Linked DNA regions of Homo sapiens: regions 1 and 2 are each linked to region 3. The links are chromatin loops, found by intact Hi-C in ENCODE. Cell type or tissue: endothelial cell of umbilical vein. All regions are shown on one strand.

Evidence for each region. Hi-C counts contacts between places; a loop is a spot of excess contacts. Peaks named below come from ENCODE experiments on the same cell type or tissue, not always from the same donor. Only the 100,000 strongest peaks of a DNase experiment are listed, where the experiment ranks them.
Region 1: it touches region 3 in a loop (2.2-fold over the local background); 3 of 110 quality-filtered maps call a loop at or near these places.
Region 2: a loop joins it to region 3, with 2.1 times the contacts of the local background. A loop is called at or near these places in 3 of 110 quality-filtered maps.

Annotation. Positions count from the first base shown.
Region 1 is chr2:236,638,690-236,646,689 of GRCh38, reverse strand. No RefSeq gene overlaps it. Among named protein-coding and RNA genes, the nearest start is that of ACKR3, 73 kb to the right of the region's middle. In endothelial cell of umbilical vein, no CTCF peak of the experiment used is centred here; a DNase peak (open chromatin) is centred at 3,959.
Region 2 is chr2:236,942,552-236,950,551 of GRCh38, reverse strand. The region is part of intron 2 of COPS8-DT (COPS8 divergent transcript); the gene reads left to right. Among named protein-coding and RNA genes, the nearest start is that of COPS8-DT, 140 kb to the left of the region's middle. In endothelial cell of umbilical vein, no CTCF peak of the experiment used is centred here; DNase peaks (open chromatin) are centred at 3,471 and 4,941; H3K27ac peaks cover 1,314 bases.
Region 3 is chr2:237,008,569-237,016,568 of GRCh38, reverse strand. All of the region lies in intron 1 of COPS8-DT (COPS8 divergent transcript), which reads left to right. It also overlaps the pseudogene RNU6-1051P. Among named protein-coding and RNA genes, the nearest start is that of COPS8-DT, 73 kb to the left of the region's middle. In endothelial cell of umbilical vein, no CTCF peak of the experiment used is centred here; a DNase peak (open chromatin) is centred at 3,798; H3K27ac peaks cover 1,384 bases.

The DNA.
Region 1 (8,000 bases), 370 kb after region 3:
GCTAGAAGAGAGGCAGTGTGTGTTTTCCTAAGCGTGTACATCAGCCAGTCCCCAACCACCACCTCAGCCACCCAAGGATTCACTGCCGTGACTTGATGCCCATTTGCCTCAAATGCCAACTCTGGCTGTTTATCTCAAGACCCTGCTGTCAGCCCAGAGTAATCCGGTGAGTTCCACCCACTTTAGCCTTCTAATAATAATATTTTTAGAGTATTACAAAATGGTGATATTATTGCTTTAATTAGTAATTCAATGACATCATGACTAGGAAGATTTTATTTTGAGAGTGAACTACCCATGATGCAAAGTTAAATTATTTTGGGTCTCTTGTAGCCTCTCCTTGACGGCTTACAATTCTGAAGTCTAACAGAACATATGAACCATGTCTAACACGTAAACACGCTCTTTTAAAAATATTACTTAGTTTCCACATATTCTTAGCTTGAACTCTACATTTGAAGCCAAGATGGCCCTACACTATAATTGGTAATGAGTTATCTGTCTTCTTTCAATTATTTTCTCTCTGGTTATTACTTGACAAAAGTAGTGTGTCCAACAGGTGTTCCATCTGACCTTCCCCATCAGATCCCATCCCTGCAATGTTCCACCATGATAGATGGGAAGGCAGACGGAAGGAATGTATTTAATGTGCACAGAAAATCAGAAGATAAATTTCCAGCTGGAATGAAAAGAATCCCCATTGCCCTGTAGACAGGAGGGACATAGTGAGGCTAACTGATTTATCCTGCTGGAAACAAGACTTCATAGAATCTTACAAAGAAGCAGAGAAAGTGAAAGCTGAAGCGTCCACCTCTCCACACAAGGTCCTGGTAAGAGTTGATGTGAAGATAAAAAAGAGATAGTCTCATTATCTGGCCCTTGCAAAGTCATGAACTGCTTACCTCTTTATATTTATTTAGGCATATTTGTTTTATGTGGGACTCTCTATCTTATCAACGCTAAATTAAAAGAAAATACCATTCCAGGGAATGTCAAACTCCATATGTTAAGAGATAAAATAGTGACACAAAGCATGATTGGTGCATCTCTAGAAAGTGTATTTCTATTTTAGACATATTCATAGTCACTATGAAAATTTACACAGAATATAGAACTTTTACTCTCAGAGCAATGTTAATGATAGATAATTCGCAGTATTGATGTGCTGAAAACCTTTCTGTGAGAAAGGAAAAGCTGACTTCAGCCTACTCCCCAAAATCAACAGGCTCAAAGTTGACACACACGCATGAAAAAAGGTTGACAGAAAGTCCTCAGTGGCCAGGCATGGTGGCACATGCCTGTAATCCCAGCAGTTTGGGAGGCTGAGGCAGGCGGATAACTTGAGGTCAAGAGTTCAAGACCAGCCTGGCCAACATGGTGAAACCCCATCTCTACTAAAAATACAAAAGTTAGCTGGGTGTGGTGGCAGGTGCCTGTAGTCCCAGGTACTCAGGAGGCTGAGGCAGGAGAATCACTTGAACCCAGGAGGCAGAGTTTGCAGTGAGCTGAGACTGCGCCACTGCACTCCAGCCTGAGTGTGAGACTCTGTCTCAAAAAAAAAAAAAAAAAGTCCTCAGGATTCTCTTTATTTAAATCCAAATGGCTCAAATCATCTTTAAAATCCATATGATAAAGAAAGGATTCCCGGAGCGTATTTCCAGGAGAAAAATAAAATAAAATATCTTTGTCCAAGGCTCCTGTGGCTGGGACGTGCAGTCCATGACAAAATGCAATCACGCACAGGTTTGGAAGGAGCAGAGTTGAATGGCTCATGGGCTGCCTGTGGTCATGGGGGCAAGATGGAACAGCCTAGCAGAGCTGAATGTCAAGGGAGAAGGGCCCTTGAGCAAGCAGGGGGCCAGATGAGGAACACCTGAACCTGGGAGGGCAGAGCTCATCTGCCTGAGGTGGGGATGGCTCTGGGGAGGTCCACTGTCAGCCTCCTGCAGTGTGGGTCTGTTGGGGCACAGAGCTGAGAGCAGTACCTCCTGGGGCAGTGACCTGGAGACCAAGCTGAATGGTGGATGGCTTCTGGGCGAGAAGCAGGGCCTGGATGGAAATGATGAGGGCATCAAGGGAGGATGTGGGTCGTGGTATCAGTGCTGCCGCTGCGGTGTCAGCTTCTCTCAAGATGTCCTCTGCTCTCCTCCAAGAGTCCTCTGTGCTCATGGCTGCCTCATGTGTGTCTGTCTGTGTGTGTGTGTGTGTGTGTGCGTGCTCACACATGTGCTGTATTAGTTTCTTTTGGCTGCCATAATAAATAACCACAAACTAGGTGGTTTAAAACAGCAAAAAGTGTCACATTTTTGGAGGCTGGAAGTCTGAAATCAAAGTGTCTGCAGGGCAGTGCTCTCCACAAAGGCACTAGGGGAGAGTCCTTCCTTACCCCTCCAGCTCTGACAACTCTAGACATTCCTGGACATGTGGTCTCATCACTTCCATCTCTACCCTCCACAGTCACATTGCCTTGTCCTCTGTGTCTCCCCTCTATATGCCTCTTATTAGGACACTTGTATTAGTCAATTTTCATCTGCTATAGCAGAATACCACAGACTGGGTAATTGACAGAGAAAAGAAGTTTATTTCTCAAGTTCTGGAGGCTGAGAAGCCCAAGGTCAAGGAGCCTGCATCTGGTGAGGACCTTCTTGCTGCATCAGCCCATGGCAGAAGGTGTTCCAGCACATGCTTTTTGAGGGACACATTCAAACCATACCACTTGTCATTCGTGATCTTTAGCTTAATTATAGCTGCAAAGACTCTTTCCAAATATGGTAATATTCACAGGTCCCAGGGACTAGGATGTGAAGATATTTTTTCAAACGGGCCACCATACAATCCACTACACATACTTTGTGAGTGTTTGAAGATAACATTTTACTCTGCTTTCTCATAGGCTGCAGTGCGTACTATTCGGGAGGACTGAGTCTGGAAGCGTGACTGACGTGGGGAGATGGTACCTGGAGTGCACAGGTGGGCTGCCTGGTGTCATTCAGGAGATCAAGGGGCCAGAAATACTCCTTTCCAGGGGCCATGGAAGGCAGTGATGGCCAGGGGACCATGGTAACATGAGGAGAACTGTGGCCAGTTTATAGGACGCGCAACCCAGTCAAACATGGAGTCCCTCCCAACTGAGGCATCAGTGCCCTTCACCTGGGCTTCTCAGAAAGAAGGGCCCAGAAGGAAGGTATTCAGAGTTTGTTCGAGATGTTGGACAGAGGACAACTAGAGGCTGCATAAATGTGTTCTGAGGCAATTCATTACTTGGGCTACCATATTTTAAGATGTGAACCCTAGAAGAAACAAGATCCAAAATCCCTAAAATCCTTAGGAAAACCAGCCTCTGACACTCCCAGGATGTTAATTCTCATTTTGGGGAGCAGAATCAGCTTCGTGTTTAACACACAAAAAGCGTGGCTAGGTCAAGCCTTGGCTTCTCCTTGGAAAGGGGGTGTGATTCTAGCAAACCCAGACACCGGTTGTGAAATCTGGCAGCCAGAGGCTGGTGACAGCACTCCAGGGAAACTCGGAGAGTGCAGAAGCCGGCCCCTCCCGGGCTGAAAATAGGCTTCTTTGAAACCCACCTCAACTGTCATCCCAGGGACTCCTTTGCCTCGACTGCAGCACTTGAGTTCAAACGACCCCTTGGAAGGCACAGGGCCGGCCAGCGTGCGTGAAAACACTCCCTCCCTCAGCTGGAGGGAGGCACCCCACATCTGTAAGCTACGGGTGGAGGAGAAAAGAGCACTGCCTGACGCGACCTCATCCAGGAAGAATGTGAATGGCCCCAACACTGAGTCAGCCTCACGGGGCTGTGTTTCTGAACCTCAGCTTGTTTTGGAAGCCACTTAACAGCCCCTCCTCTGGCAGGAGCTGTGTTGGACGTCATTCCACTCCGTGGTTCCCCAACAGACGTGTGCATCAGAATATTACGCGGACTTTTTCCCCTAGACCGGGCCCCACCCCAGGCCTGCTGATTAAGAGCTCCCAGGAGTGGAAGCCAGGCATGTGTTTGGAAGTTTGGGATTTCTGCGTGGTTGTAATATTCCACGAGTGGCTCAGACGTTTACCACTCACTGAGAGGCATTGAGTCCACTGACCTTAGGTAGCCTCCAAGAACACAGAGGCCCCGGGAAATCAAATGCTTTGTCCAAGGTCACAGAATAAGTTCATTCAGACCCCAGCCTCCTAACTTCCCCGGTGTTTACTTTTTTCACATGCCCACAGCCTTTTAGGGAAGAATCAATCCCAAGATATTTGAGGATTCAGAATGCCTCATCCTGGTACACCCAACCCAACTCCCATCAAGAAAGTAAAGAAATGATGCTTAGTTCGGAAACATGGCAAGAAAGACCCACTCCAGTGCCAAGGCCGTTTACGAGCTGGAAACCCATCAGCTCAGAAAGTATTTGTACCATGGCCAGGAGGGCTTAGGGAAACTCTCCACTTCTTATGAAAGAAGTAAAATCTTCTTCCATAGAGCTTAGGAATTTGAGGGGCAAAGTTAAGGGAAGATTGAATAGAGCAAGTTGATTCTCACTGACCACTCACAGGAGCTGGCCAGGGAAATGACCCACTCCTAGTGGGGACCTAGAAAGCCGTAAGACCCCAGGAGCATGGAGCTACAGCATTGACAGTTCCACCCTGAGAGCAAGGATCTTCCCCTAGGTGACCGAAGTGGTGTGATCACCCCTAAGAATGGAAACATGAATTTAACAATCTCATCTTCTCTACCGCCCAACTTAAATTTCCCCAATTATCCCAACTTGCCTTTTATGGTGGTTTTAGTTTTTGTCTATGCATAGGATGCCTTGCATATCACAATGCCAGTTTTGCAAATTCTATCTTTAAAGCATTTGTGTAGGATTATACTTGTACATGGCGCAATGACAGATAAGATGGCAGTCACAAAAGCAGTCCTGTCCTCAAGTCAAGAGTAGCAATTCTCAACACCAGTGTCCATACAACATCTGAAATTCCTTGAAAAATGTATGCGTGGGTTTTGCGGGGAGAGCATGCAAAGCTTTAATCAGGCTTTGAAAGGAGTTTGTGCCTTTAAAAATAAAAAAGATTAAGGAACACTGATGTGGGGGCCAGGACACGCAGAGTACCGAGCCAACGCAATCAACTGATTTTCACGGGCTTCATTTGTCGTAACCATAGATGCTGTTTGCATACATTATTTCATACGTCCTTACACGTGCATGTTATCAGCCTTGTGCAAGAAGAGTTGGTAACAGCTCCACGGCCATGATAGTGGTTAGGGGGAAAGTTGAGATTCAAACCCAGGCCTGCCTTATTCCAGAGCCACACCTTGAGCTGGGCATTACATGAATTCTCATCCGCCTGCCCACTGCTGAAGCCCGGCATCCAGTCCTGTGTCTCACACTTAGACCAAATGGGAGCACAGCCAGGGAAGAGTGGCCACCGGGCATGAGAACTCACACTGCATCACTGCAAAGACCAGCTGGGTGCCCTTCCCAGATTTGACTCTCCTCTCCTCACAGCTGCAGCTGTGGGAACTCTCCTGCGGCCCCATTCTTCTGCCCTCTGCATTACAGAGAAGGCCTCCGTCATTCCTCAGACCACTCGGCCCCAGGGCAGCACTGCTCCCAGTGCCTCTCCTGCCAGTGCAGGCTCCAACTCCTCCTGTGGCCAATTCACCCCTTTATTCACTTCTGGAAACCACGTGCCCTGCATGGTCCTGACTTCTGAGTCCCGTTGTACCAGCCTGTTTTCTGTCTTCTGCCCTGTGTTCAAGGTTCCCACCTGGACCTTGCTCCTACCTGCCAAGTCATTTCCAGAAAGCTGCCTCCAGCCTCCCCACCCGCAGCCCTGATTCCAGCTGGGGCCACAGCCCTGCTGTTGCACACACTCCTTTCCAGCACTGCCTCTGCCAGATCACCCTGACCTCTGGACACGGCATGTTTGCTTCCAGATGGAATTCCTCCCAGAGCCTCCAGCTGGGTCTCTGGGTTCCCATAGCACCTGCGGATTTGTCCCCCATTGCACAGTGTCCTTAAGCATGGCTTCAGAGCCAGGTCTTCTTGCATCCTGCTAGCCATGGCCAGACGCGGTGGCTCATGCCTGTAATCCCAGCACTTTGGGAGGCCGAGGTGGGTGGATCACCTTGAGGTCAGGAGTTCAAGGCCAGCCTGGCCAACATGGCAAAACCCCGTCTCTACTAAAAATACAAAAATTAGCCGGGCGTGGTAGTGCACGACTGTAATCCCACCTAGTCGGGGAGGCTGAGACAGGAGAATCACTTGAACCCGGGAGGCGGAGGCTGCAGTGAGCCGAGATCACTCTACTGCACTCCATCCAGCCTGGGCGACAAAAAAAAAAAAAAAAAAAAAAAAAAGTTAATTCCAAAAGCCAAGTTAGAGTTTTAAGAGTTATATTTTAAAACATTGTATGAGAAACCCATGTTGTTATAACTCCTCCATCTTGCAGAAGAGGGGACAAGAGACCCTCATGAATATTGATGCTAATAAGAATAGAAACACCATCGACTCTGAAGGGTCCAGTGGGAATACAATTAATAACGAATGGAAAGAATCCACTTGTTGGAATTATTGTTGCAAAATCTTGTAATTCTACTTTCATTTGACTGCATTTTTCTTGAAATCGGTCCTATTCCCTGGCTTCTCCCTGGAGGGAGGCTAGGAATACTTTCCAACATTTAATAAGGAATCATCCCCCTCTTAAGGACAACCTTGTGTTTCAAATATGGTGCTTGGCCACACTTGAACAGATAGGATTTTCCATTTGATCCTTTTAGAGAAAACTTGGATTCTTGTGTCTGTCATCAGTCCAGAAATCCTACCTCTCCTGATAATGCTGCCATTTGGTTAGCTCATTAGCAGACAGTCTGGCACTTACTAGGTACCAGGCACAGTTCTAAACACTTTGCAAACATCAACTTATGGGACGTACATTTCCACCTGAAACCACTGTGCACAAAAGCATGTGCACGTTGCAGTCAGGTCTGTGATACTAGGGTTATTTATATAATTTAACACTTATTAGAAGTAAAATATTTTTTAACTTTTATGTTATCCCCAGCGCCCCCCTCCCCCGAAAAAGATGTCTATAATGCTGTAATTAGGAGCTAATAAGATGGGAGAAGAGCAAGTGAGGAGTGACTGCCAATGGGTTTCTTCCTGCAATTAGAGTGGTGATATTTGCACAACTTTGTAAATATAGAAAATGATTGACTTGTACACTTTGAAAGGGTGAAATTTATGGCATGAGAATTGTATCTTGATTTTAACCCATGTATGCCTGAGGTTGCAATTTTTTGAATTTTGGCAATCAGACTTTGGCAATGACCTTGAGCAGTAGGATATAAATAACTCCTGCATGCATAGTGTTCCAATAATGGAACACTAGGCATACATAGCTAAGTTAACAGAAAAAGAAGACAAAAAAAGCAACAATTCTCTCATTCCTTCTCGTGTTCTGATGACCCACGCATCCCCCTCCAAACCCTGTCCACAACATTTTTCCCTTTTGCCTAGAACTCAGAGAAGGAGAGAGAGGAAACAATAAAATTGAAGAAGAGAAGAGAAAGTATAATGGTGTTGCAAGAGTAACTGGAGCAGGTGTCCCCACTGCAGGGTGGAAAGCAGCACTGGACCCTGTGAGGAGCCTGCAGGTGTCCTCCTGCCCCACCCCCACCCCTGCAACCCCCACTGCCCGAAGCCCGGCTGTGGATGGGCTCACAGGTGTCTCCAGCCCGGGCTGCACAGGACTGCCTGGGGGCTGGAGTGAGAGGGTGGGAAAGGCCAGGGACAGGCAGAGGCATAAGGAGTGGTCCTTGCACTGGGCACTCCTACAGCCTTCAGGAGGAGGGGCAAGCGGAGCAGAGAGATGACCCCGGCACAGTAGGACCTGCTTTGCCGAAGCAGCATGAGTTGAGAGTGCAGGGGCCATGCTTTAGGCTACCCCAAAGCAGGTAGCCTTTGAACAGCGTCTGTTTTCTTTTTCTAGAGTCAGAGTCT
Region 2 (8,000 bases), 66 kb after region 3:
TAGATTCCTAGAAGAATTGATCCAAACGAACATCATAAGGCCTCTGATCATAATTGCCAAATTGCTTTCTGGGAGGTTTCTTAAAACTTAGAATTCTATAAAAACTGAGACTACTTTTCTTTCCCCATGTCACCACAGATTTGCTAACATTAATGATTATCATTAAAATCTTTAGACAATTATACAGAAAGTAAATTACATGTTGATGTGGAATTTGGTTTTCTTTCAAAATTAAATTGAAATGCTTTATGTTAACCATTTTTATTTCATCTGCAGAGAACAGTCTGTTTAATCATCACCTTTTACATTAAACACATTACCGTTCTTTTTATTGCTTTGTCTGAGCTTTATATAAAAGGTAGAAACCAGTCATGTTTAATATAGATTATTCCCAAATACACTGATTGTCTTTAAAAGTTGCCCACTTATATAGGAGTTTCATATTTTTATGTAGCTGAGCCTCTCAACCTTCATTTTATTATTTCTTCCATTACTTTTAATCTTAAATAGCTTGGATCAAGTATTGACTTCTATGGAACATTTTTGCATTTCATTCCTTTTTCTATCTGAACTTATTCTGCTACTTTGATGTAAGATATGGATGAATCTAAATTACATCTTCTCCCCATCCCCAGATACCTAGCTAGTTTTCCCAGCAGCTATTAGTATCTCCCAGTAGCCCAGGAATGCTGTGAATAACGCTGTGTCTTCTTAGCTGCTGCTGCTGCTAAGAATTCCTCTTAGGTGCAGAACCAACATTGGGAGAGTCCCCTGAGAATTGTCGTGTAAAAGATGAGCCACTGGAACGCAGCTCAACCCTGCAACAGAGGCCCCAGAGGAGGCAAGAGCTGCTCCGCCATTCCAATGAAGGAATCTACCGCTTTTGGGGAAAGTTAGGGAGAATGAGGAAGACGTGGTGGTGGTGGTGGGGGTGGGGCGGGGAGGCGGTGGTAAAGAGGAAGAATGGAAGAGTCAGAGACATGAAAAGACGCTGGACAAGCAGAAGCGTCAGTGAAGCTTGCTGGTCTTGGGGCAGTTACGTGGACAGCGCGGGTCAATGTTCGCAGGTGTTACTCAGTTCTTACTGCAATTCCTTACATTTTGGCTATGAAAACCCCTTCTGTCACACTTCTGTTTCCCCAGACTCCAGACTGTGCTCAAAAGGACTTTGCCTGAGTTTGCATGTGTTTTGTGAGGCTCCGAGAGGTGCAGCATTCACATGTGTGCTGTGTGCACACAGAGCAGAAGCCGGGCTGCGGGGGCTGCGGAGTTGTCCCTTGGGCTTGTAGGGGCCTTGGGCAGGGCTCAGGCTGTCGCAGGCCAGGGACTTCAGCATGAGGTGGAGCTAAGCCTGGCCCACATCCGGATTCATTTTGCTGGCCTTGTTGCTTTGCCATTCATTTTGGTTTCTTCTTTTATCACCAGGGCTGATATTTTGAGTTCTATTGGAAGTCTAAATATTGAGGCTTCTTGTATTAAAAATGCAGTCAGTTCTCTGTCTCTCTCTCTCCTTTTACTGTCTTCATCGTTTTTAGGTGCACATTTTAGTGTCATTAAGAACATTTACATTTTTGTGCAACCACACCACCGGATATCCAGAAATTTTTCATCTTCTCAAACTGAGACTCTGCACCCATTAAACACTAACTCCCGATTTACCCCTCTCCCCAACCCCTTGAAACCACCATTCTACTTAATAGCTCTATGAATTTGACTACTCTAGGGACCTCATATAAGTGGAATCATACAATATTCATATATTTGTGACTGGATTATTTCATTTGGCGTAATGTCCTCAAGGTTTATCCATGTTGCAGCATGTGTCAGAATTTCACTTATGTATTTATTTATTTATTTATTTATTTACTTACTTACTTACTGAGACGGAGTCTTGCTCCATCTCCCAGGCTGGAGTGCAGTGGCACAATCTCGGCTCACTGCAACCTCTGCCTCCCAGGTTCAAGCAATTCTCCTGCCTCAGCCTCCCAAGTAGCTGGGACTACAGGCGTGCATCACCATGCCCAGCTAATTTTTGTACTTTTAGTAAAGATGGGATTTCACCATATTGGCCAGGCTGGTCTCGAACTCCTGACCTCAGGTGATCTTCCCGACTTGGCCTCCCAGAGTACTGGGATTACAGGCATGAACCAATGCACCCGGCTTCATTCCTTTCCATTTTAATACTTAATAATGTTCCACTGTGTGGAGAGACCCCATGTCGTCCATCCATTCATCCATCCAGGGACACGTGGGTTGCTTCCAGCTTTTCTCTATTATAAATAACGCTGCTATCAGACCGCTCTTTGTATCCTTAAAATCAAAACAGCAGCCCACACTGGGGGGCTCATGGGGAGAAAACCACATGGCACTCCATACTGTGGGGTCTGTCCCGTGACTCTCAAGCCCTTGGGTCTCCTTCGAAAAGATGGACCTAGTCCCAGCGTGGGGGTCATTATGGAAGAGCACGATGACACAAAGGAATGCCGTGACTTGATACAGCCCCTCATCCCACCAGCATAGGAGGAGGCGAGAGGAGCCTGACCTGCCCTGCCCTCCTGCCTGAAAGCCGCACCCTGGCCTGGGTGAGCCCTAACCTAATCCTTTCACTCAGTTATTTCCAGAAATGTGAGGGCCCAGCTGACCCAGTCCCTCTCTTTGTATCTAGATTTTCTTTTTTCAGTGGGCTCCAAAGAGAGATAACTTTCCTAAAACACAGTACAGTGATGGTAGGAGAGACCGCCTACCCGAGCCAGGTGGCTTCCTTTCTCTCGGGTGCTTTCAGTGGAAAGGGGCCCACCTTGTGTTTTGTGAACATAGAATCCTCTAAGATTGTGGAAGTTAGCCTCTGAGATACAGAGCTTATTATACATGAGTCCTTCATTATTCTGGGTATATCAGACACAAATATAAATGAGAATCCCTGCCCTGGAGGAGATCACTGTGCACCACTGGGGAAACACACACAGTGAAATGATCAGTGTACATTGTGATAAAACCCCAGATGGAGTCACAAATAGCTTTGCACATGGTACAGCTTGGGCCTTTTGGCTGTAGTTTCAGAAAAGGGTATGACAAGGAACGTTACCTTAACAACTAGCCTCGTTTTCAAGATGAGCACATGAGGCCCAAGGAGATGAATTGATGATCTAAAAACATAAGCTGAGTCGTGGCAGACCCAGGGCCAGAATGCAGGCATCACTCCAGGTCTAGTCTCACCTGAACTAGGTGGCCCACTTCTGGGCTCCAGCTTAAAGGTGGTCTTGGGCTTGCTGGGTTTTGAAAAGAGAGGCTGAGCTGTGGAATTTCAGTTAGAAATCCCATTCTTCCTCTATCTCATTCCCTGCTGAAATGACACACTGTTTAACACTCACCCTTCCTGAAGCATGTGAATTCTATCTCATATCCTGCGGGACAATAGCTGGAGTGTGGCTGCAAGATTACCACGTGGTCAGTTTCCATAAACAACATCCATCAGCCTTGCTCCATCCTGCCATGTGGGGTTAGCACCAGCTGACCCCAGGGAAATTTGCTTATCAATCTGGGCTTGTAACATTCAACAGACAGGACTGTAGTTACATTCAGAAGTGTTCTTGCTCCGTGGGAATGTTCTCTGGTTTCTCACTGTGCCTGTGTCCTGTCTGAGGCCTTCCGATGGACATATGTGCTTCTACCTGCCTGGCATCCCTTCCCACTTCTCCTAGTAATAGGACCTTGATGTTCCTTTAGGGACCCACCGTCTCCCATTTCCACCACCACTCTGAATGCATCCAACATCCAAAACTGGGAACAGGGCCCAGACCAGACCAATTAGATTCTCTTGAACATTTGAACATCAAACTGAGGGGTTCAAGGTCAGAAATTGGCTGGGGCTTGTTTGCTGTGAGAACTGAGCCCTGAAGAGACCACCTGGCTACACAGTAGTTCTTGCACCCAGAGCCCCCTCCAGCTGCTTGGTTCTTAGCTGTCTTTCTATTTTGTGACAGATTCTATATTTTTTTCTATATAATACTATTTTGCTTCAATTAGCCAGAGTCTACGTCTGTTGTTTGCAACTGCAGAACCCTGACTGACCAGGGTTGAAACTGAGTAGGCAGATGAAGGGCTCCAGATGAGCGTCAACCAGGAAGGAGTGAAGGGAGAAGTTAAAGGGAGAGGAGTCGGCAATGGTGATGAAACCTCGGTCCAATGCCAGTGAGGAGCCCTAGACAGAATAGATCTCAAAGAAATAAAGAAGAGGTAGACAGGAGGGAATGGTTGTATGGCTTGTAAATGGAGCTCTGTCAAGGGATGGAGAGATTGAGTTATCGGTGGAAAGGTTCCTGGAGATGAGGGGTCGTGGAAATATGAGGCCCAGGAATTAAGGGCTCTGCCATCCTGCAGCTCAAAATCCCTAAGGAAGATGCTGGGAGAAGAAAACGATGACCCAGAAAGTGGAACTGTGGGAATTTGCCCAAAGTGGACCCTTGGCAGTCCTCATACAGTTACCACATGTGGACTAGATTAGGACATCTTTGAACTCACTTTCTCCAAGGGGTTTACTCTCCTGCACTTCGGTCCACATGGATAAGACTGCCCAGGGTACATGTCCAACTGGGAATTTACATGGCCGCAAGTACTGAGGGCAGATGTGTGCTCTGACTATGAGGGTACTTTTCGGAACAGAGTTCCTTGTGACCTCTCTCCTCCTCCCAGGATGAGGTAGGCCAGGCAGGCACATGCAAAGTCCTCACAGACTCATTTCCTCCCCTATATCCCCAGGGCTGAGCTATAGCTGGCTACAACGCAATTTGGCTTTATAATGAATGAAGTTCATATCCCAAGTGACAAGGCCTTTCCTAGCCCTGCTCTCTGGTGAAGTGTCCAGGGTTCTAAACGCTGACATCCATCCTTTCTTTCCTGCTTCCTGCCGTGGGCCCTTTTCCCACAGCTGGGTTGGAAACTATCCTGGCTCCCCAGGCACCCTGGGCAGGCTGGAGCTCCCCTTGCTTTGATTAATCCCCTGCCAAGGAATGACCCTAGCCCAGACCTTCAACCTCAGGCTCTGTTCCTCAATGGGCAATAGTACCTCTTTACTCTGGACTGCTGCCACCTACAGTATGTGAAATGGGGTTTTCCAACAATTATTTTAAAAGCAGTCCAGGAGAAATGCCAGTGAACCAGAAGTGTGGTTAAACTTACAGGAGAAATAGGTTTCTAACCATTTCTGGGTCATTGACCCCTTTGAAAATACTATGGAAGCTGTGAACACTTAAAAAATCACACAAATTGTTCCCCACAATTTCAGGGGGTTCCTGGAATCTCCTAATTGCACACGTTGACTGTATCCAAGGTTCAGAGCCACCTTCAGACCCATGAAGTCCCCCACCCTGTCCCCAGGGTTTCAAATGTGTCCCAACTCTCCTGCAGGAGGTGGCCAGAGTGTGCACCCACCTGCTGGACTCCAGAGTGTGCACCCACGTGCTGGGCCCCAGAGTGTGCACCTGTGTGCTGGACTCCAGAGTGTGCACCCATGTGCTGGGCTCCGGAGGCTGCCCCCAGATCCCTGAGTCTGTAATGTTTCAATGAAAGAGATTGAAGATCCCAAAGAGCTGTGAATGTCACGTGGGAATCATAGCAGATGGCGAGGGGGCCACTCTCCTATGTCACTTATCACCTCTAAGTGGGACCTCATATCCAGCCCCTGGCCCTGAGAAGAGCCCTCTACAGGCCTGTGGTGGCCGCCGTAGCCCGGGTGTGGGCTGGGACTGGGGCAGACCTGAATTTGAGCAAGAAGCTCCTCACAACTCTGACAAGTCCCCATCCTCTCATGTAAAGGAAAATGATCCTGAGCTGGAGGAGCCCTGGGACTCCAGCCTAGCACCATCATGCCCCAGAATCAATGACAGAGAAGAAGCATCCTTGGGCAGGGGCTCCAGGAATGCCTGGTCTCCCAAGAGGGTGGGCACTGGAGCATGGGGCGGGTTTGTTAGGAGCCCACCTGCCAGCATCACGTCTCTGCTGGCTCCTAATGTGGCTGCCAGTCACTCCTACAACCAGGAGATGGCTTGGGGTCAAGTCTGGGCTCTTCCAGGGACACAAGCCAGTGACCCATCTTCCACTCATCTCTCTGTTGCAGAACACCATATTTCCCACTGGAGCCAGGGCCCTGTAGTCCCCACTGAGCCAACCAGCCCCTACCTGCTCACTCCCAGCCCTCACAAACCCAGCACATCCTACGCTCACACCTCTGTCCCTTTCTCTTCATAACCCAGCACAACAATCAGCACGTGGAATTCTTACCTGCAGGACTTCTGTTCATACCTGTTCAGCTTCCATACCATCCCCTCCCCCAGCCCACACCAAGCAGGCAGGGGGCAGAGCCAGTTAGAGGAACCTGGGAGTGACTTCTGGCTCTTTCCTCTCTGCCTCACTCCCCTTTCCAACTTATCCTGCACACCACTGCCTCATGATATTGTACAGTGCAAATCAAGACCTGCCACTCTGGCTCAAAACCTTCCCCTGGCCAGACCCCTCTCTCCCACCACTACCCAGTTAATGTCTGAATGCCTTGAGCCAGCTTACAAGGCATCCATGAAATTGACCTTGTCCCACTGTCAGCACATCTGTCCTGCCCTCCTGTGACTCCCGGAGTCTTTGCTGCAGCCACCTCAAACCAGCTGTGTGTCCTGAGCATATTATTCTGGAATCCCATCCTCTTATCCTCTGTTCCTCCCCACCGTTCGGTAATCCTCCATCCATCCTCAGTCTACCCTGGAGGGTGGCCACTGATTGGGCCCCTTCTCTGACTCACCCACATAAGAGCAGGTGCTTCTGACTCTTGGCTGTCTGAGTGTCATCCCCAGGGGAGCCCTTTCATCCTGATGCTTGGCACTGGGAACCATCTGCTTTAAACTACAATATCATCTCATCTTTGAGATTGAATCTTTTCATTTTAGTGTCAAGAGGCACATTGTCCATGCCTAAAGTGCTCAACAAATGTTGGACAACTAGCTAATTAATTAATGGAAGTCATAGGAGTCTCTGGAGCAGGAAGGTGTGTAGGAAGGCACACAAGCTTGTAAGTCATGCCTCCATCTGGGTTGAGACTACTCTAACTCAAGTGTGACTTGGGGCTCGTTGTTTAACTTATCTGAGCCTCCATCTCTTCACGTGCTCAATGAATGAAGAACCTGCCTTACTTTGAGGTTCAAATGTGACAATGAGGTGCCCAGAACACTATTACATAGTGAATCAGTGTATGCACACGTGTCCTACTTGTGCACACACACATGTACACACACAGGCACACACAATCATGCATACGCACATATGTGCACATGCATGCACACACGTGTCATGCACACAGATGCACATAGAGACTTGAACAGAACATGCACAGACACAGATGCACACATGTACATACATACATGCACAGAGACACACATATGTGCATGTACGCACACAGACACACTAAAGGTACATTGAATACACTTATTGGCTACTGAATAAATGGTAAAATCAATAGTTGACTAAAACTGAGGTTGAAGCATCCAGGGTTTAATAATAAAAAGAGTAAAATGGAAATATTTTTAAGCTTCTGTTTATGTTTACTTATCATTATTATGTTCTTAAATTTTGGAGATCAAAACTTTAAAGTTTGACAGTAAAGTGCAGGAACAGTGATTTCTCAGTACTATCGGCTCTCCTGCTATGCATTTGCAATACAAAATAGAGAAATATGAGGCCCCCTAAAATACTTTGTTTCCTTAACCAACCTCAGCTGAAAGTGGGTGGGTGAGTAAGACCTGTTTTCTTCATCTTCTCGATGCTGTTGACGCATATGTTAAGATCATGATTTGGGGGTTTTCCCTTCTTTTCATTATTTGAGATGGCAAACTGTTGATATTTTGCTTTTAAGATGTGACAAATTATCAACAGGATTTTCCCTTGAAAGACGTATAGCCTAAATGGAGTTAAACAAGAAAAAGTTAAATACAGGTATTTAGATTATGTTTACTTTG
Region 3 (8,000 bases):
ATGTTTGCATTTCTAACTTCCTAAATCGTCTTACCTAGGCTGCTTGAAAGAAGTGTGTCCTAGACTTAGAATAATGTTTAATTTTTAGAAGATGCCATTCTCTTTCCATGGAAGGTCAGTAATTCCAAAGAAGTCAATATAACATTATCCAGTCCTTCTGTTAACATTTTGATTGCTTTCTTTGTCAGAGTCTTCTTGTCTCAATGGTGAAAGGTATAAACGTTTCAACAGCTGTGGAAGAAATGTTTATTACCCTTCAGTTAGGCAAAGAGATCCGTCTTCCCCAAAACAATGCTTGGGGTTAAAGACTTGCCTCCCCTTTGCAATTTAGTTTGCACCTTTATTTCTGAGAATGACTTCAATTCAGGCAGTTGATAAATCAAGGATCTGACTACAAGAAAACCCCCTCCTTCTTGTCCTCTGTGGCCAAAAAGGATGGTGTTCTGGTTTGTGGTGGTTGTTTTGGGAATGAGTGTTGTTTGATTTTCCTGTAGAGGTTTCTCAAAGAAGCTGACTTGATTTTTCCAGGTGCCCCAGTCTGTTACATCACTCCAAGGCATCAAGAACAGCTCAAAACCTCTATACTGCTGGAGATGGCAAGTTAGGGTAGAAATCCCCCTGGTAGAAAATCAAATAGCTTCAGGTTCCTTGAGGTTCTCACCTTTTGCCTCAATCTTCTTTACCTGTTAGTTCCTTCCAGTATGGGAAAACCCCTGGAGACACTGCAATGCCAGTGGCACCAGGAGACCCCATGTGAGGGCCATTCTCATTAGGAGCAGTCAGACCCCCTTGGCAGTGCCACTTTCATCCCGTATCCCATGCTTGGAATCCTTCCAGTCTCCCCAGTGTCAGTGGGACAAAGTGGAAACACTAGAGTCCTCCCTGGGAAGGCACAGGTGACTCCAGCCAAGTGCTCTCTCTCCCACCTTCCAGCCTCTCTGGTAGACATGTCCTGTTCCTGGCGACCTCGGGCATCTGGGCTTTCCATGTTCTGTGCTGGCAATGGCCTCCAGTGGCCTCCGGGGCCCTGCCCTGTGAACATCTCTGACTATGACCCACACTGCAGAGCCCAGCCTCTGTCACACACTGAATGGCCCAACCACCTGTGCACACACTTTTTCTGCACCTCCCTAAGTTAATTATTATGTACTCCATAAAGGGATCTTGGAGATCATGTAGTCTGACACCCCATTTAGTAGGCAAGAATATCGAGACTTAACAGGCAAAAGAGTTAATTCACATAGAACCCAAGGGTCCTGGTGTATACTTGAGCAGTACATACACTAAAATTGGAACAATGCAGAGAAGATGAGCACGGCCCCTGCACAGGATAACATACAAATTCATGAAGCATTCCATCTTTTTATGTTTATTCCAATAATGTTCATGATAGCAAAGTCAGGAAATCAACCTAAGTGTCCATTAATAGATGAGTGGATAAAGAATATGCGGGGCCGGGCGCAGTGGCTCATGCCTGTAATCCCAGCACTTTGGGAGGCTGAGGCAGGTGGATCACCTGAGGTCAGGAGTTTGAGATCAGCCCGGCCAACATGGCGAAACTCCTTCTAAAAATAGAAAGAAAATTAGCCGGGTGTGGTGGTGCACACCTGTAGTCCCAGCTACTTGGGAAGCCGAGGCATGAGAATGGCGTGAACCCGGAAGTGGAGGTTGCAGTGAGCTGAGATTGCACCACTGTACTCCAGCCTGGGTGACAGAGCGAGACTGTCTCAAAAAAAAAAAAAAAAAGGAAAAAGAAAAAGAATATGTGGTGTATATATTCAGCCATAAAAGAGAATGGAATCATGTGTTTTGCAGCAACATGGATGGAACTGGAGGCCATTCTCCTAAGTGAAATAACTCAGAAACAGAAAGTCAAATATCATATGTTCTCACTTAGAAGTGGGAGCTAAACAGTGGGCCCGCATGGACATACAGGGGAATCCTTGGAGACTTCAGAAGGTGGGGAGGATGGGAAGTCGGTAAGGGCTGAAAAATTACCTGTTGGGACCAGTGTTCATTATTTGGGCAGTGGGTACACTAAAAGCCTAGACGTTACCACTATGCAACGTAGACATGTAACAGAACTACCTTCCTACCCCCGAGATCCATAAGAATAAAAAAAATACAGTGGGGAAAAAAGGAGCCCCAGGGTCATTTCTACTACACTGCATTGTCTTTTATTTTGTTGTCTTATCAGCCTTTTTTTTTTTTTTTTTTTGAGATGAAGTCTCACTCTGTTGCCCAGGCTGGAGTGCAGTGGTGTGATCTTGGCTCACTGCAACCTCCGCCTCCCAGGCTCAAGCGATTCTCCTGCCTCAGCCTCCTGAGTACCTGGGATTATAGGCGCATGCCACTACCCTGCCACTAATTTTTATATTTTTAGTGGAGACAGAGTTTCACTGTGTTGACCAGGCTGGTCTTGAACTCCTGACTTCAAATGATCCACCCACCTCATCCTCCCAAAGTGCTGGGATTACCTGCATGAGACACCACACCCGGCCCTCTTATCAGCTTTTGTTGCCCATCTGTGAATCTGTCTGATTTCTCCAACCAGATTCTCAGCCCTTTGAGAATAACTATGTCTTGTTTCCTTTGTGCTACTACTTATTTCCTTTGTAACAGTCAGCAGAGCCTGCAAAGAAAGATCCTCTGGCTGAATTGATGGATAACAGCTGTGTGCTTTATAAAACAGCAAATCACCAGGACACCCATCTTGGAGACTGTTGTGACACTCAGAACAGGGGCTGTTGAGCTGCTGATACCGGAAAGCAAATCGTGCCTTATCATAGAGCAGACCTGCTGGACAGAGATGGAGCGGTCACTTGGTCCAGTGTTGTAATTGTTCAGTGCAGACGCCGAAGCCCAGCATGCTGAGGTCATACAGGTATCTGGTACTGAAACCGGAATTGGAACAATGTCCTGCCCTGCGTTTGTCACTTCAATGCCCCCCAGTTTTCCTGGACAAAGGTTTGCATGAATAGGAGCTGAGGGAGGTAAGGAGGAAGGCAGAGAAGCTGCTGCACTGAACAGAAGTCAGGGTGCTGTGCCTCTGCGTGTGTTCCTGCAGCAGGACCCAGCAACCGAGGCCAAGGAGGCTCCCAAACTTCTCCAGTGTCTTTCCCAAGCTTCTGCTCTTCTTTCTCTTTTCAGCTAACCTCCAGGCTCTCTATCTTTTTGTCCTTAGGCTATAGTCTCTGATTAAGATATACTCGCTTCCCGCTTAATGGAACTCATCACATCAGGTCCTACCTGTCCCCAGAACTCCCTTTTCAATTACAGAAAACGGCCCGCTGATCTTGGAAAGGGCTGGCAGGCGAGGGACCCTCCTCAGACTCATTGATTCTTTTGGTCCTGCTTTTCCAAAACTGCTCCCATTTCTGTCTCTGCCTTCTGTCTCTGTCAAACAACCACTGTCAACAGTTCTTTAAACCAAAAATCATTGCTCAGGAAGCAAATTTGTTTGCGGGAAGAATGACAGTCTGTCGCCGTGCAGAGGGTGGCGTTCATGACGGTGCTTGAAGGAGTTCACAGGTTAGGCCAGACAAAGCCCAGCGCGTTCATCAGGCAGCTTGAGCACGGGTTGTCTTTCGCCTTCTTGCTGGTTTGACATCGTGGGTAAAACCTGGTCATTTTTCCAGAAGGATTCTGAAGAGATTGTGTAAATTGAAGAAATGGCTTGCTCTTGTTAGGAAAGCAAAGCCAACTTTTGAGATATTCAGGGAATGTGAGGTCTAGTGGACTCTTTTACTGCCAAGTTTCTTATCATGAGAAACCGCTCTCAGCTCCTTAGTGGAAGGAAATGAAATGTATGCAAAGCATTATCGGCTTACTCAGATAACTGCACCAGCGTAAACCAGGTTGTGACTAATTTGCAAACTTAGTGCAGGGAAGGTCCTTAGACGTGATTCTGGAATTGCCAACCCTATGAGCTTCCACAGATGCTATGGGCCACTTTTAGAGCCCACGGATTCAGCATGTGGCTGTTGGGAACAGGCTTTGCTATGAAAATCAGTGATGGCTTATAATGCCTCTAACTGCCATATATGTTTTCACAGGATTATTATTTATGATCTCAATTAATATTTCCATCTGATTAGCAGTGAAACAAACCAGGATGTGAGGAAATGGGAACTTAATTAAAGGTTGCTGCCCAGTCAGGGTGGCATTCCAGATCATGGATCCTGTTATGTAGGAGGGACGCCCAAATTCGCCCTGAGCATGCCTCCCTTCCTCTTCTCATGCAGCCTCTAACTCGGGGTGTCTCTTGCAATGCCACTTAGAATAGTTTCGCCGAAGATGTAGGTGATTAATCAAGGCCCCGGGTGTCACAATGGCCCATTGTCCCAGAAGGCATTCCTTTGGCCGGCTTCTGACCTTTTCTCTTGGGGCAAGTGTGCATTTTCCCAAACTCTTAATGGACAAGAACTCACAGACAATGGCCCTGCATGTAACTTTCATTTGCAGGATGGAACAGAGAATGTTCGGGTTGCTGGAAGGAGGGAAAAGGGCATGCATTAACTCAATCTTTGTATTCTCATCAAAAAACAGACACGTATTTTGAAGAGGACAGCTTTCCACTCGGTTTTTTATATTTAAAAGAATCAATTGTTCATAAGCCCATCGTGATAATATTAAAGGAAATTAAAATAAAAGACTCACTCACAGTCCTATCACTCTGACACTCTGGAAATCTAATTATTTCCGTTTACCGTGTTTCCCTCTAATCTTGTCCATATACAAAGTTTTTACTCAGTTGTCATCAAAGCTCCCCTGGCTTTTAAAAGAATTACATTGTGATGGAGATATCTCTTTTAGATAGTTACGTACCATTATTAAAGATTCAAAATATCATTAATTTCCGTCAAGCTCTATTATGTTTATCATCTATCACTGTGTCAGCACACTAATCACCTCCTCAGCTGCCTCAGGACTGCAGCTTAACTATTTACTTTTAATAGAAATCGGACCACTGCAGCCTTTCTCTGCACCAACAAAGACATGCCATTTCATGAGCTGTTGATCCCTTGAAGCAAGTGAAGTCCTTTAATGGTCTCCTACATGGTCGAGATTTTTTTTAGATGATGAAAATGAAAGGTCACAGAAGTCTGTGGAAACAAAGAGATTCATCCCTATTCTCCTGTAGTCCCTGGATGATGAGCAATTGTGGACAGCAGCCAGCCTTTACACAGTAGTGTGGAGAATTCTGCAGGAGGGATGCTTCCTCCAACCCTGTGTCCCCAGGCTTGGCTGACAGCTGCCCAGGCAGCTGAGATGAGGGAATTGGCTCAGGTTACCCTGAAGGTGCAAGCTTGGACCCTGGCTCTTTCTACATGCACGGTCCTATCCCTGTAAGAAAGCATGAGAATAGGGGCTTTGGAATCAGATACTCTGGGTTCAAGTTCAGACTTTCACATTTACTTAATATGTGATATCAGGTAAGTTATGTGACCTTCCTCATTCTTGTTTCTTCATATTTGAAATAGAAATTATATTGCTCATTCATTCAATAGATATTGATTGGGCACAGTTCTAGATACTGGGAATATAACGGAGTTTACAGATGAGGAATGGGGAGGGGGTACAGATGCTGATCTAATTGTCATCCTGTGAACTGCAAGTGCATTCATTAAGGAACAGAATACCATGCTATGAGAGCCCATTAAGAGGGAACTTGAACTTGTTAGGCACGTCAGAGAATGAGTTCACCAGCTGGGGACTGGAGGGAACAGCATTCCCATTACAGGGAACAGAAAGTAGATAGTCTCTATACTAAGAGGAAGCATTGTCACCAAAGGTTCCACAGAAGTAGGGGGGCCAAGAAGCACAGGGGCCAACGGAGATGTGGCGAAGGGGTAGGAGCCGTGGTCCCTGTTAAGAATTCCCTCCCTGTGATGGTGAATTTTAGGTGTCGACTGCATTAAGGGTTGCCCAGCTAGCTGGTTAAGTGTCATCTCTGGATATGCCTGTGAAGGTGTTTGCAGAAGAGGTTGGTGTTTGAATCAGTAACTGAGTAAGGAAGGTCCACCTTCACCCAATGTAGGTGGTCACCATCCAATGGGTTGAGGGTTCAGATAGAGCAAAACACACACACACACACACACACACACACACACACACACACACACACAACGCAAAGGAAAGAAGAATCTCTTCTCTCTCTTTTGGAGCTGGGACAACCTTCTTCTCCTGCTCTCCTGCTCTTGGACATCAGAATTCCAGGCTCTCCAGCCTTCACACTTCAGGATTTTCACCAGTGGTCCTGGTTCTAAGGTGGTTGGCCTCAGACTGAGAGTTACCCTTACCCCAACAGCCGACTGATTCTCAGGCCTTCAGACTTAGATTGAGCTATGCTCCTGGCTTTCCTGGTTCCCAAGCTGGCAGAAGGCCTATTGTGGAACCTCTCAGCCTCCATAATTGTGTGAGCCAAGTCCCCTATTAAATACCTTCTCATATATCTATTTTTGTATCTGTCTATGTATCAATCAATCTATCTACCCATCTATCTATTTATCCATCTATTTATCTTTTCTGCCCTAACACATCCCCTAAGAGCAAAGAGAAGCCATGGAGGGTGTAGCAGTGCCTGCTATAACGAGACACGGGCACTGAAATGTCTCTCTCACTGCAGCTTGAAGCTGGTATTCCCGGTGAGTTGGAGCAGATGCAGGAAGACCAGTGGGTCTCCAGGGAATTCACCTGGTTTCCTCTCTATTCGAATCTGGCAGCTGGCTTAGTTCTTGGGATAGCGTTAGTGCTGAATAAATATTTGTTTCAGTGAATGAATGATCTAAACTGATGATTGTGGAGATGGGGAGACTTAGACGGATTTTAGGCATACTTAGGAGAGAAGGTTGACATTTGTTGCTGCCTGGTCTGGGGAGGTCACCATCCAGGCACCCTTGCTGATTGTGGTTGGGACTCCATGTCTGGGTTCAACTTCACAGTGACCTCAGCCGGGACGACTGGAGCCCGTTGGCTCTGCCCATGGTTTCCATATAGAAGATTAAATTTTCTCTCATATTTCCCTCCTGGCCTTTTATTTCTGCCTCCCGCATTCCCCAGTGTTCCCCAGTTGTATCCTAGTCAATTTAGAATTAACACCCACTAATGAAAAAAACAAAAAACAAAAAACCCAGAAGTGGCATGTTGTTTAAATTCCATATCCCTCTGCCTGATATGTTTAACCTTAATATTGTATAAGTTCATTCCTAAGACCATGAACTCTTTCTTAATGAATTGTCGTGTATTTCATGGACAATGTAAACCACGCAGTACGTATTCATTGCTGAGTAATGATATATTCAGCCTTGCAGGTTCATCCTCAGTCAATATCTTGGACCATTCTGTAAGCATCATTGTCTCCAGAATATTCAGTTTGAGCCTTTGCTCAGTCTCCAAAACGTTCTCCGTTGTTGGCTACATTCCAGAAAACACATTTGCCCCACATAATAACAATAATAATAACAATAACAATAATAACATCAGCAGCAGCTGAAAACTATGTAGTGCTTCCCATATGCCAGGCACTGTTCTGAGTGCTTATTTCACAGAAACATACCTTCTACACTAATCCTCCTGCAAGGTTATTGAGTTGTACGAAAGAATTAGCTCAAGAGGGCTTTACAAAACACATCCATACTATGTACAAACACTATATATTTGATAAGACACTATCAATAGAAAATGAGCCTAAACACTATTTACTTAAATATATGTTTAAAGTCCTTCTGTTTGGTTTGTAATATTAAAGTGTTTTTTCTATAAATGGTACATTCCTTCATTTAAAAATTAAAACACTTAGGGCTGGGCATGGTGGCTCACGCCTGTAATCCCAGCACTTTGGGAGGCCGAGGCGGGCGGATCATGAGGTCAAGAGATCGAGACCATCCTGGCCAACATGGTGAAACCCCATCTCTACTAAAAATACAAAAAATTAGCCAGGCATGGTGGCACGCGCCTGTAATCCCAGCTACTTGTGAGGCTGAGGCAGAAGAATCGCT